Linked DNA regions of Homo sapiens: regions 1 and 3 are each linked to region 2. A link is a contact called in ENCODE Hi-C or POLR2A ChIA-PET data. All regions are on one chromosome and are shown on one strand. The core of a region is the stretch at or near the end of the contact, and the rest is flanking DNA. Distances in the headings are between cores, read along the strand shown.

Region 1 (3,670 bases), core at 175-2,674, 80 kb after region 2:
TTTGTGGGTGGTGGCAAAGGTGGACAGAAAGCCATGAAGGCCTTGGGCACACAACAAGAGTACAAGGTGGTGTGTCACTGCCTGCCCACCCCCAAATGCCACACACTGCCCCTCTACCACATGCAAATCTTTGCGCCTAATCATGTAGTCGCCAAGTTCCACTTCTGGTACTTCCTATCTCAATTAAAGAAGATGAAGAAGTCTTCAGGGGAGACTGTCAACTGTGGGCAGGTGTTTGAGAAGTACCCACTGTGGGTGAAGAACTTTGGCATCTGGCTGCGCTATGACTCCCGGAGCAGCACCCACAACATGTACAGGGAATACCGGGACCTAACCACCATGGGCGCTGTCACCCAGTGCTACCAAGACATGGGCACCCAGTACCGCGCCCGGGCCAACTTCATCCAGATCATGAAGGTGGAGGAGATTGCGGCCAGCAAGTGCTGGTGGCCAGTTGTCAAGCAATTCCACGACTCCAAGATCAAGTTCCTGCTGCCCCACTTGGTGCTGTGCCATCAGCAGAAGCCACGCTTCACCAGGAGACCCAACACCTTCTTCTAGGTACAGGGCCCTCGCCCGGCTGTGCCTCAAATAAACTCAGGAACACCCTGGTGGGGAAAAAAAAAAGTTAGCTGGGCATGGTGATAGGTGCCTGTAATCCCAGCTACTCGAGAGGCTGAGGCAGGAGGATCGCTTGAACCCAAGAGGCGGAGGTTGCAGTGAGCCGAGATCGCACCACTGCACTCCAGCTTGGGTGACAGAGTGAGACTCTGTCTCAAAAAATAAAAAAAAAGAAATACTCTCAGCAGGGGTTTGTCCTGGGCACTGGCATCACACAGAGAGGAAGTGAGAGCTCATCCAGGATTAAAAACAAGAATCACCATTTCTGAAGGATTCCTCTGAGCCCAGTTCCTTGTTCCTTCATAGCCATTGATATGCATATCTCATTTAATCCTCAAAATCAGTTTAGGAGAAAAATTATTTCACAGCTGAGGAAACCAAAGATCCTGAGACTTAGAGAGGTTACATTACTTGCCCAGGGACACACAGCTAGAAAGTGATGGAGGCAGGATTTGAATCCAGATCTAAGTGACTTCATAGTTTGTAAATTTTTAACCTCTGAACTTTGCCCTTCCAGTTGCAAGATGCTGATGCATTCCTGTATTTCCAGCTCTTCACACACAGGCACTCATCGATATTAGCACTGCCTAGAGAAGCCAGTGAGGTAAAGATCATTGTCCCATTTTCCAGGTGAGAAAATTAAGGCCAGAGAGGGGACTTGCTCAGTGTGGTCAGCTGAGAAGTAGTGGCATTCCTTCTAGAATCCAGGTCTCCTTTCTTGCCTCTGGCAGCCTTCCTCCTTCCTATACTTTCTGCCAACTGCTGAGGCTTCCGTCTCGAAACAAATGACTCAAGGTAAATCACTGGTTGGACTTCCCCTTTCTCAAAATACAGGAAGTCTGTGTTGTTTGCAGTCCCTGTGGGTGAACAGTTTCAGCTCAGTTACGAAGTAGGCTGGGCCACATAGAGGACTGGGTCCTGCTGGGGCAGGGTTCCAGGCTACTGGGGCTGGCACCGCTGCATTTTTCCTTCCTAAGAGTCATGTCAGTGTGTCTGTCAAGTCAGGCTTGACGTCTTACCCCAAAAAGCCTGCTGTACTATTATGAAATTTAGAAAAATGAGCCCAAGAGGGAGGGGCCCTGTCAATAATTAATAATAACAACTATTATTTCATGTTTATGGCACATTAACCTTCCTACCAGGCACTGTGCTAAGTGGCTGACACGTGAACCCATTTGAGCCCCGTAACAGCCCTAGTAATAAGGTTCTATAGCTTTGGAGCCAAATAACACTAGATACAAATCACAGAAATGCCACTTTCCAGCTGTGTGACATCAGGGACATTATTTACATTCATTCAGTAAATACTTTTGAGCACTTACTATGTGCCATATTTCAGTGAACAGAACAAAGATCCCTGCTCTCTTGTGATGTTTACATTCTACAAGGTAAAGCAAAGTGTAAACATAATAAATATAATAAATTATAAATACACATAAATAAACTGTGTTAGAAAGTGGTAAGGGGAAGATACAGTAGAGCAGGGAGGAGACAAGGAGTGCTGATGCAGCATCAGTGCAGGGAAGAGGCAGGATGAGTTGTTAAACAGTGGTGTCAAGGAAGGTCTTGCTGAGAAGGTGCTATGCATACAAAACTTTAAGGAGGTGAGGGAGTTAGCCATGTAGGTAACTGGGGAAACCCTTATTAAGCAGAAGGAACAGCCAAAGCAAACGCCCTAAGTGTGCTTGGTGGTTCCAAAGAGTAGCCAGGGCCGGGTGCAGTGGCTCACACCTGTAATCCCAGCACTTTGGGAGGCCAAGGTGGGCGGATCACAAGGTCAGGAGTTCAAGACCATCCTGGCCAACATGGTGAAACCCATCTCTACTAAAAATACAAAAATTAGCTGGGCATGGTAGCGCGCCCCTGTAGTCCCAGCTACTCGGGAGGCTGAGGCAGGAAAATCGCTTGAAACCGGGAGGCGGAGGTTGCAGTGAGCCGAGATCGCACCACTGCGCTCCACCCTAGTGATAGAGCAAGACTTTGTCTCAAAAACAACAACAACAACAAACAAACAACAACAACAACAACAACAACAAAAACAAAGAGCAGCCAGGAGGCCAGTATGGTTGAACAGTGAGCCAGGGAGAGAGTCCTCCCTACCCATAATGTTGCCCCAGTGATTCTTTCTTATACTTTGTTCTGTGTTTCCTTCCTTGCTCTTCTCATAATTTCCAAGTATTTAGTTTACTTGAGTGTTTGCTTATTTCTTGTTCTTTTCCTCCACTAGCCCTAAGTTCCTTAAAGTCAGAGAACATATTAGTTTTACTTGGTGTTGACCACAGAGCCTGGGACATAAAAAGCACTTAAAGTTGAATTAATGAATAAACCATCCATCCATCCATCCATCCATCCATCCATCCATCCATCTAGTCACAGTTATGATAGAATCTTCCCATCATGTAGATGGGAAATAGTAATTTCTCAGGGTAACTCTGGTTACCCTGAGAGTTCTAGTTCAGGACATTAGCAAGAGAGTTAAACTGCCTGGGTTCCAGTTCTGGTTCTACTGTTTACTGGTTGTGTGATCTCAGGCAAGTTAAGAAAAAAACCTCTCTGTGCATCAGTTTCCATATCTATCAACTGGCAAAATAGTAGTATCATTCTCTAAGGGAGGGTTGTAAGCAGTGTAAACAGCACCAGGGGTATAGTGCTTATGTATGTGTTTTCCCTATGCAGTCTAGCCATGAGCGTGAGGAATCCACTTCCTTCCTCCTGTACCAGATCCCAAAAGGGCAGAGAGAAGGGCAAGGGGTGCCACGGTGAGTGAGGCTACAGAAAATCCCTAATGCGTGCTGCCACATCTGTGCTGTGTGTTGGCAACTGGGGGTGGCCCTAGGGTCTTCACTGAAGTGGCATTCTGGGGATACTGTTCTTGATGTGTAGCCCCCAGCCTGATCCTCTGGCCTTTTTCTGCTAGACAATCTTTAGTGGAATCTTACTGCTTGCAGTTGAGAAAGTTGACTGATACAGATGTTAATACTGAATACCTATTTCTTTTTTTTCTTCTTGAGACGCAGTCTGGTTCTGTCGCCCAGGGTGGAGTGCAATG
Region 2 (3,536 bases), core at 100-2,599:
ATGGCAGCTTCAGCGCAGGAGCCTGACCCACCTCACCCCCTCCACCCACCTACCTGGGAGCTCGGTGTCTACCTTCCAGCTGAGGGCTGGACTCAATAACAACAGCATCCCAGGACCAAGACTTTGGTCAAAGAGGAGGCACGGTGCCAGCATGGGGCTGTGCCTGGAGCACTGGACTGAGCCTGGAGCAGTCCTTGACTTTTTAAATTAAATTGATTGAGACAGGGTCTTACTCTGTAGCCCAGGCTGGAGTGCACTGGCCTGATCGTGGCTCACTGAAACCTCTGCCTCCTGGGCTCAGGTGATCCTTCCACCTCAGCCTCCTGAGTAGCCGGGCTAAATTTTTTTTTCTTTATTTAAATTTTTTGTAGAGACGGATTTCACTATGTTGGCCAGGCTAGTCTCTCCTGGACTCAAGCGATCCGCCTGCCTCGGCCTCCCAGAGTGCTGCCTCCCAGATGAAGCCCAGCTGGCTTCATTTGTCTTACCACTGTGGGAGCGCATAGCAGCGCAGCCGGCAAGGTGCTAAGCGCTTTACTCTTAGAAGCTGCCCTCATCCTCATAGTAGTCCTAGGAGGTGGGAACTACTGTCCCCCTCTTACAGACAAAGAAACTGAGGCTCACAAGGTCTCTCGGCTAGACAGCGGGGATGCCCCAGGACTCTGCTGCCCACAAGCAGCATCACCGTGCCCAGGCAGTGGAAGGAGGGGGCACATTAGTCCCGCTCCCCCGCTGCTGATCCTTTTTGCCCACGGCTTTCCTTCCTGGCCTCGGGAGAGTGGAGAGTATGTAAGTGGGAGCCCCTTGTAAGGGTGGGGAAGCTGAGGCCTGGCCCCGGGGTCCCTTCTGGGTAAGATGGGGCTGCTCTCTCCAGCGTCTCCTCTGCCGCCCACCCGGGGGTCCCCGAGGGCAGTCGTGCGCCTCCGCAGGAAAGGCAAGAGAGGGCGAGGGTAAGAGACGCTACAGCCACATCGAGAAGACACCCGCAGCGCTCCTCCCCTCCATTTCACTGCTGGGGAAACTGAGGCCCAGAGAGGAAAGTGACCCGACCCCGGCCTCGTAGTAAGTTAGAGGCAGAGCAGGTGGCCTGGCCCCCTGGGGGCTCGGGTTCCGGGCTCAGTGCTCCGCTCCTGTGGGAGGGTTGGGGTGGTTCGGGGCCTCCCGCGCGCCCCCAGTCGCTCACCGAGGCGCAGACACATGTCGGCTCCGCGCTGGTCCCGCCCCCGGCTTCAGCGCGGCTCCCGAGGCTGCGGGCCGCCGGGGGACCCTGCTCCCATCCCGCTGGCCCGTCGCCCGCGCGCCCCGCACCGTCGCGCTCGCCCACTTCCCGCCCGGAGCCCGGGGCTGGGCGGCGCCGGACCGGCCTCCCTTCCCGTCACCCCCCGGGCCGCCCGGCCCCGCAGCGCCCCCGCGGCTCGTGCCCCTCCCGGCCGGTCGGACCGGCTGAGCAGCCCATGGCCCGCCCGCTGAGTCAGGCGCCGCCCCGCCCGGCCCGCCCGGCGCCGAGCCGCCCTCCCTCAGCCCACCGGCGGCGGCGGGCCCGCTCTAGAAAGGGAAACTGAGGCTCTGAGGAGCCGCCCCGCGCGGGCCCGCGGCAAGTTGGGGGTTGCCGGCGTAGCTGTGGTTACCGTGACTTGGGTGTGGCTCTTGGGCGGAAAGCCCCCGGGCCCAAGGCTGGGACGGAGAGGGGCAGCAGGGGCAGTGAAAGAGCTGCTGGGGATTGGGGTCTGCCCCTGCCTGCTGTGTGACCTCAGGCAAATCGCCTCCCCTCTCTGCGCTTGCCTTTAGCGCCCGCGAGTCTTGTCTTCCACGCTGAAAAAGGCGCTTTAAGTCTCCTTCTTAGTCGGGAGGGCCTTCAGTTCCGTCCTTGGAAAATCAGGGATAATTCCTGTCCCCGAAGGTCGTGGTGAGACAAAATAGGATACAAAAATTAGGTAAGAAAGCGCTTTCGGCCGGGCGCGGCGGCTCATGCCTGTAATCTCAGCACTTTGGAAGGCCTAGGCAAGCAGATCACCTGAGGTCAGGAGTTCGAGACCTGCCTGGCCATCATGGTGAAACACCCCCGCACCCCCCCCCCCGCCCCGTCTCTACTAAAAATACAAAAATTAGCCGGATGTGGTGGGGCAAGCCTGTAATCCCAGCTACTCTGGAGGCTGAGGCAGGAGAATCGCTTGAACCCGGGAGGCAGAGGTTACAGTGAGCTGAGATCTCGCCACTCCATCTCAAAACAACAAAACAACAACAACACGCTTTGGAAACTCTCCAGACTGTCTGTATGGACAAAGTGTAGACCTAGCAAGAGCACATAGTAGGAGCTTTATTAGTACTGCTCTGGGTTGCTGAGCCCTTTAATGTGTCAGGATGGACCCCAGTGAGGTCCCTTGTTAGTCTCAGCATCCCTTTGGCATAGGTACCATTCCTGCACCTTTGGGCTCAGAGACCACAGACCACTCACCCAAGACCACCAGCTGGAAGTGGTGGAGTAGGCAGGAGCCTGGAATCCCCTTGGGTCTCTGTGCCCAAGTTCTGTAGAGTGGCCACACCGTGGCCACCTCCCTGGGCTCTTTCGGTCCTTGGAGGCACTTACTATGGGAACTGGGCAACATCTGTTCACAGCTTGCCCCACTTACCCCACTGGGCAGTGTCCCAGAGGTCAGGGGCTGGCTGGCTGTCTCTGGGTGCTTGGTTGGAGCCTGTCCTGGGGGCTGTCCACTGTCTGTGTGTCTTTCTGCACACCTGTGCTGACACCTGCGGCGCTGTGTGTGTTGGGCAGTTGGGTCAGATGTAGAGCCTCTGGAGTTTGGAGAACGCATTAACACCATGGGAGGAAGTGGAGCCATTTCTCCTAGGAAGCCCCCCGGGGCATCCCATCTGGTAACCCCCCAGCAGAGCTGCTTCCCTGTCACCTGCTGTCTGAAGGGGGATAATGTGCAGGGAATTCCGGGTGGGGAGACATATTTGTCAGGTGGAAGGGAAGATGGGGGCAGTTTATGAAGACATCGGGCTGGCATCGGAATGTTGATGTCCTCAGACAATCTTTTAGTAGGGCAATTTGGGTAGTACTTACTCATATTATAAATGTTCAGACACTTGTGGCCGGGTGCGGTGGCTCATGCCTGTAATCCCAACACTTTGGGAGGCCAAGGTGGGCGGATCACGAGGTCAGGAGATCGAGACCATCCTGGCTAACACGATGAAACCCCGTCTCTACTAAAAATACAAAAAAAAAAAAAAAAAAAAAAAAATTAGCCGGCGTGTTGACGGGCGCCTGTAGTCTCAGCTACTCAGGAGGCTGAGGCAGGAGAATGGCGTGAACCTGGGAGGTGGAGCTTGCAGTGAGCCGAGATCGGGCCATTACACTCCAGCCTGGGTGACAGAGTGAGACTCCGTCTCAAAAAAAAAAAAAAATGTTCAGACACTTGTAACTGTGGCCCAGAAATTCCATTTGTAGATCTTTATCCTACGCACCAGAGTGCAAAGATATGCATGCATCTAATGGTGTTTGTGGACAAACTGTTCCTAATAGCAAGCAATGG
Region 3 (3,982 bases), core at 1,438-3,937, 110 kb after region 2:
CACAGACCAGGATGAAACTGTTCCACCTCAGATAATCAGGCATTAATTAGATTCTCACAAGGAGCGGGCAACCTACATTACTCGCATGCATAGTTCACAATAGGGTTTGTGCTCCTATGAGAATCTAATGCTACTGCTGATCTGACAGGAGGTGGAGCTTAGGCGGTAATGCTCACTTGCCTGTCGCTCACCTCCTGCTGGTGGTAGTCATGGCCTGGGGGTTGGGGACCCCTGCTTGAGGTTAAAGCAGCCCAGAGCACCAGTGGCCGCTGTACCCTCCCTTGTGCTGTGCCCTCAGCTGGAATGCTGCCACCCTCTGCATGGAGTCACCCAGATCCCACTTCCTTCACAAAGCTACCTTCTTCTCTGCAGTCTGACCTCCTGTACTGCATAATTAGCCCTTCCTTTACACTCTGCTTCTCTTCCAAAATAGACTCAAGGCAGTTTACAACACACATGAGCACAAAAATGCTAAACACAGAACTAAAATTGGGCTGGCGTTGAAATTTTATTAAGAAACCATGGCTGAGGAATGATTAACAACTGAACACAAGACGTAGTTTTGAGTTTCCTCACAGCCAGGGCAAGAAGGAAGACAGTAGAAAGTGAAGCATTTCTTTCTTTCTTTTTTTTTTCTTGAGACGGAGCCTTACCCTGTTGCCCAGGCTGGAGTGCAATGGCGCGATCTCGGCTCACTGCAACCTCCGCCTCCCGGGTTCAAGCAATTCTCCTGCCTCGAACTCCCAAATAGTTGCGATTACAGGTGGGCGCCACCATGCCCAGCTGATTTTTTTGTATCTTTAGTAGAGACGGGGTTTCACCACGTTGGCCAGGCTGGTCTCAAACTCCTGACCTTGTGATCCGCATGCCCCGGCCTCCCAAAGTGCTGAGATTACAGGCATGAGCCACCGTGCTCGGCCAAAAATGAAGCATTTCTTATTTAGTAGAAGAAAGAAGACCAGCTAAACAGGAAGCATAATGAACTCCTAGCTAAGCTCAGAGGAATTTGTCTGCAAAACCCTTACAGAACACCACACAATCAAATTATTTGCTCCATAGCAACTTTACCCCCAAAGTGCAGATCTGTTTGGCTTATTGGCTTGAGGGCTACCTGCACAGGATCTAGGCCCATGTTGTCTTGCCCTCTGATGCTCTGTCTTTCCATTTCCACCTGTTTTCTGCTGGGGGCACCTCAATCTGGACTGGGCACCTGGAAGGGGCCCTCTGTGAGAGCAGCTCATCATCACACTGCCATGGATGACTCTAAACCCAAAGCTGCTGCATTCCCAAAACATCAGAAGCACACTGCTCCCCCTGGAGTTATGAATAATGCAACACCATCAGCTACACAGAGCTGCAATCTGAGACGGCTGCCTGTGACTCAACAGCCTACATACACACCCTCTCCTGGCCACCTTATCCAGAACCAGGAGATAATCGTGGAGGACAAGAGATGGGAACCGGCTCCTTCCCCCAACATAACTCACCCCTCCAGCCTTTCTGGAATACGGGTGATTCCAGGAGCTATGCAAATCCAGCACATTGGAACTTTAGTACCAACAATAAGGAAACAACGGAGGATGGCAAAATAGAAAAAGGTCTTACCTGTGGCAGGTCCTTCACTGTAACAGAGCAAACCTACTTGAGTTTCTCCTTTTGTTTGGATCCATGGCTCATAGCCTTTTCTGTATCATGAGTGCCTTTGAGATCATTTCATCTCTCCCCAGCAAAGTGTCAAAGCAATTGGCACAGTGTTAAGAGGCTGGGGTGTGGAGCCAGACTTGGACTCAGGCTCTGGTTCTGCCATTATCAGATGTCTGAATCTCAAAGTCTACAGACATACCATAGAGATAATAGCAATACTTACCTCCACAGGGTTATCGAGGAGAATAAATGAGATAATGCATGCAGAACCTCTCACACAGCTAAGAATTTAATATGTTAGACTATTATTAATTATGAAAACACATAAAGAATTCTGCATATAATTTCAGAGGTCTATGATTTCTAGGGGATCCTTAGCCTGGTTCCGGATGGTCAGTAAGACAACTTTCTTCAATGCCTACATTTTCCCTCTGAATTCCATCTGTGTTTACTAAGCATCTGCTGTGTCCTGGGCAGTCCAACCCACATGAGTATCTTGGTCACTAGTGTCATCAGCACCTTTGAGGGGTAGGGATCATTCCTATTCTACTGATGAGGTGAGATAACTTGTCCAAGGTCGCATGGTGAAGTCGCTGTTGAAATCTGTCTTCTGACTCGTTGCTCTGTCTTCATCTGAGGAAAGACTTGTGAGGCTTCTGAGGAGGCTGCTCTCCATCCTGCTGTGTTCTGTCAGTGACACTTTGTGCACACAGGAGATCCTAAGACACATACCCTAGGCCCTCAGAGCCGGCAGTGACTTCTTCAAAATCAGTTCCGGCAGCGCTGAGTGTCCATGGAAAAGAGCTCTTATTCAGAGCAGCCCTTCCTGTGTGCAGAGCTACGCAAGTAATTAAATCACTTCAGCAACAAGATCAAGGGGACGGATAAGTGTTAGAGACTGTGTTTCAGTCCTGACTGCCTCTTATGCATGACCTCAGGAATGCCACTTCACCTCTCTGAGTCTGGTTTCCTCACCTATAAAAGTGAAGGACAGTTCTGACTCCACAGGGTGCTGTGTGAGGGTTACGTGAAGTCGAGGGTTACATGAAGCCTTTGCATAATACCTGGCACAACGTCAGTCTTCCGGGAGTGGTAGGACTAGTCTGCATTCTTGGTTTGCAGATTAGATGAGGAAACCCAGGCCCAAAGAAGCAAACAAACAATAGCTCACCCAGTCTTCTCTGTTTATTCTTCTCAACTACACCATGCTGCTTTGCAGGTTGGTTTGACAAACATTTCCCCACAATTAGATGCATGATGACCAAGGGAGGAAAGAAAATTTTCACAGGGTATTTAAAAAGCTCAGGGAACAAACAGATCAGTGCAAATCAGTAAGGCTAACACCTGAAAATGACTCTGCACAGGTGAGGAAGTGGAGCAGAAGAGGGAGGGGCTGGTTCAGGGAACAGGATTTAATATGTCAGTGAAGACCCTGCCTCTCTCTGTAACAAGATGCCTAAAGAAGAATAGTGGTGCTTCCAGCCCAGCTCCCTCTTGTTTTGGGAACAACAGTCATTTCTCAGAAACCTCACTTGCAAAGGCAGCCCTTCCAAAAACATGAGAGCTTTAGTTTGGAGAAATTATTTAAGCTCACTTTTGCTGGAGAGGAAATGAATTTAAACTAGGACACACAGAGAAGCAACAAAGAGTGTTAAAGAAGCAACTGAAAAGGTAGTCAAAGATCTGGCTTAAGGATTAGAAGCACTGGCTTTCTAGACTATGGACAAGTGTCCATTCAACAGTTATCCAGCCTGGCAGGAAGCAGATATCTTTCTGTGTATATCTGGATCCAACTAACATTTATCCAATGTCTGTTGCATGCCAGGTACTGAGCAAAAACCTTCTTCCTATAAATTTCATTTAATGCCATTAAGGCCAAGAAGGTGGCATAACCAACTTCCTTTTTCAGCTGAGGAAACAGGAGCACAGTGAATAACTAACTGGCTGGGATTTGTCCTAGGTCCCCTGAACTCCAAGCACAGTGCTATCTCCACTAGACCAAGCTGCCTTGTCTCTGGGCTCAAGAGAAGCCTGCATAGGAGCTGAAGGTCAAGAGGTTGCAGGCTTATCTCATATGCACATACTTGGACCTCCCTACCACACAGCTGCCAGCGACAAGAAAGGGCTTCTTTTCCTTCCAGCCAGGTCCAGAATTCAATGTCATTTTTCTAGCTTAGATTATCTAAAAAAAATGCCACAACAGGGGATACAAATTTTAACATATTTTATTGATTTAGGGGCCAAACAAGGCAGCATTTGGTCAGTTAAGAAAGGCACCTCATTGAAAATAATACATCACAGTGCTGTTGAGTGATCCCAGTCACAGGATTTGAGAATG

Evidence for each region. Hi-C counts contacts between places; a loop is a spot of excess contacts on that map. ChIA-PET counts read pairs that join two places held with the same protein, here RNA polymerase II (POLR2A). Pooled maps may share reads with other maps.
Region 1: a pooled map shows a loop between it and region 2 (2.2-fold over the local background). The contact joins the enhancer-like site here to the promoter of TMEM54 in region 2. A Hi-C loop is called at or near these places in 1 of 50 pooled maps. POLR2A ChIA-PET finds 5 or more read pairs at or near these places in 4 of 52 experiments (H1, HCT116, HEK293 and 1 more).
Region 3: a loop to region 2 is called in a pooled map, with 5 times the contacts of the local background. The contact joins the enhancer-like site here to the promoter of TMEM54 in region 2. A Hi-C loop is called at or near these places in 3 of 50 pooled maps. POLR2A ChIA-PET finds 5 or more read pairs at or near these places in 7 of 52 experiments (BJ, H1, HCT116 and 4 more).

The regions. Positions count from the first base shown.
Region 1 is chr1:32,979,912-32,983,581 of GRCh38, forward strand. It overlaps the pseudogene RPL18AP4. Among named protein-coding and RNA genes, the nearest start is that of RNF19B, 17 kb to the left of the region's middle. RefSeq lists enhancers at 534-1,150, 654-1,853. Within about 2 kb of position 1,425, at least 33 of the 41 ENCODE cell types and tissues checked have a DNase peak (open chromatin) inside an H3K27ac peak, as active enhancers do.
Region 2 is chr1:32,900,040-32,903,575 of GRCh38, forward strand. It overlaps TMEM54 (transmembrane protein 54), which reads right to left and starts at 1,350. Exons shown (of 6, transcript NM_033504.4): 1 at 1,184-1,350. The coding sequence starts at 1,199. It overlaps LOC105378632 (a long non-coding RNA gene), which reads right to left and starts at 3,161. Exons shown (of 3, transcript XR_947161.3): 1 at 3,068-3,161; 2 at 2,631-2,793; 3 at 1,618-1,888. RefSeq lists a silencer at 1,340-1,479.
Region 3 is chr1:33,006,069-33,010,050 of GRCh38, forward strand. AK2 (adenylate kinase 2) reads right to left here. Exons shown (of 6, transcript NM_001625.4): 6 at 1,918-3,982. Among named protein-coding and RNA genes, the nearest start is that of AK2, 29 kb to the right of the region's middle. Within about 2 kb of position 2,688, at least 12 of the 41 ENCODE cell types and tissues checked have a DNase peak (open chromatin) inside an H3K27ac peak, as active enhancers do.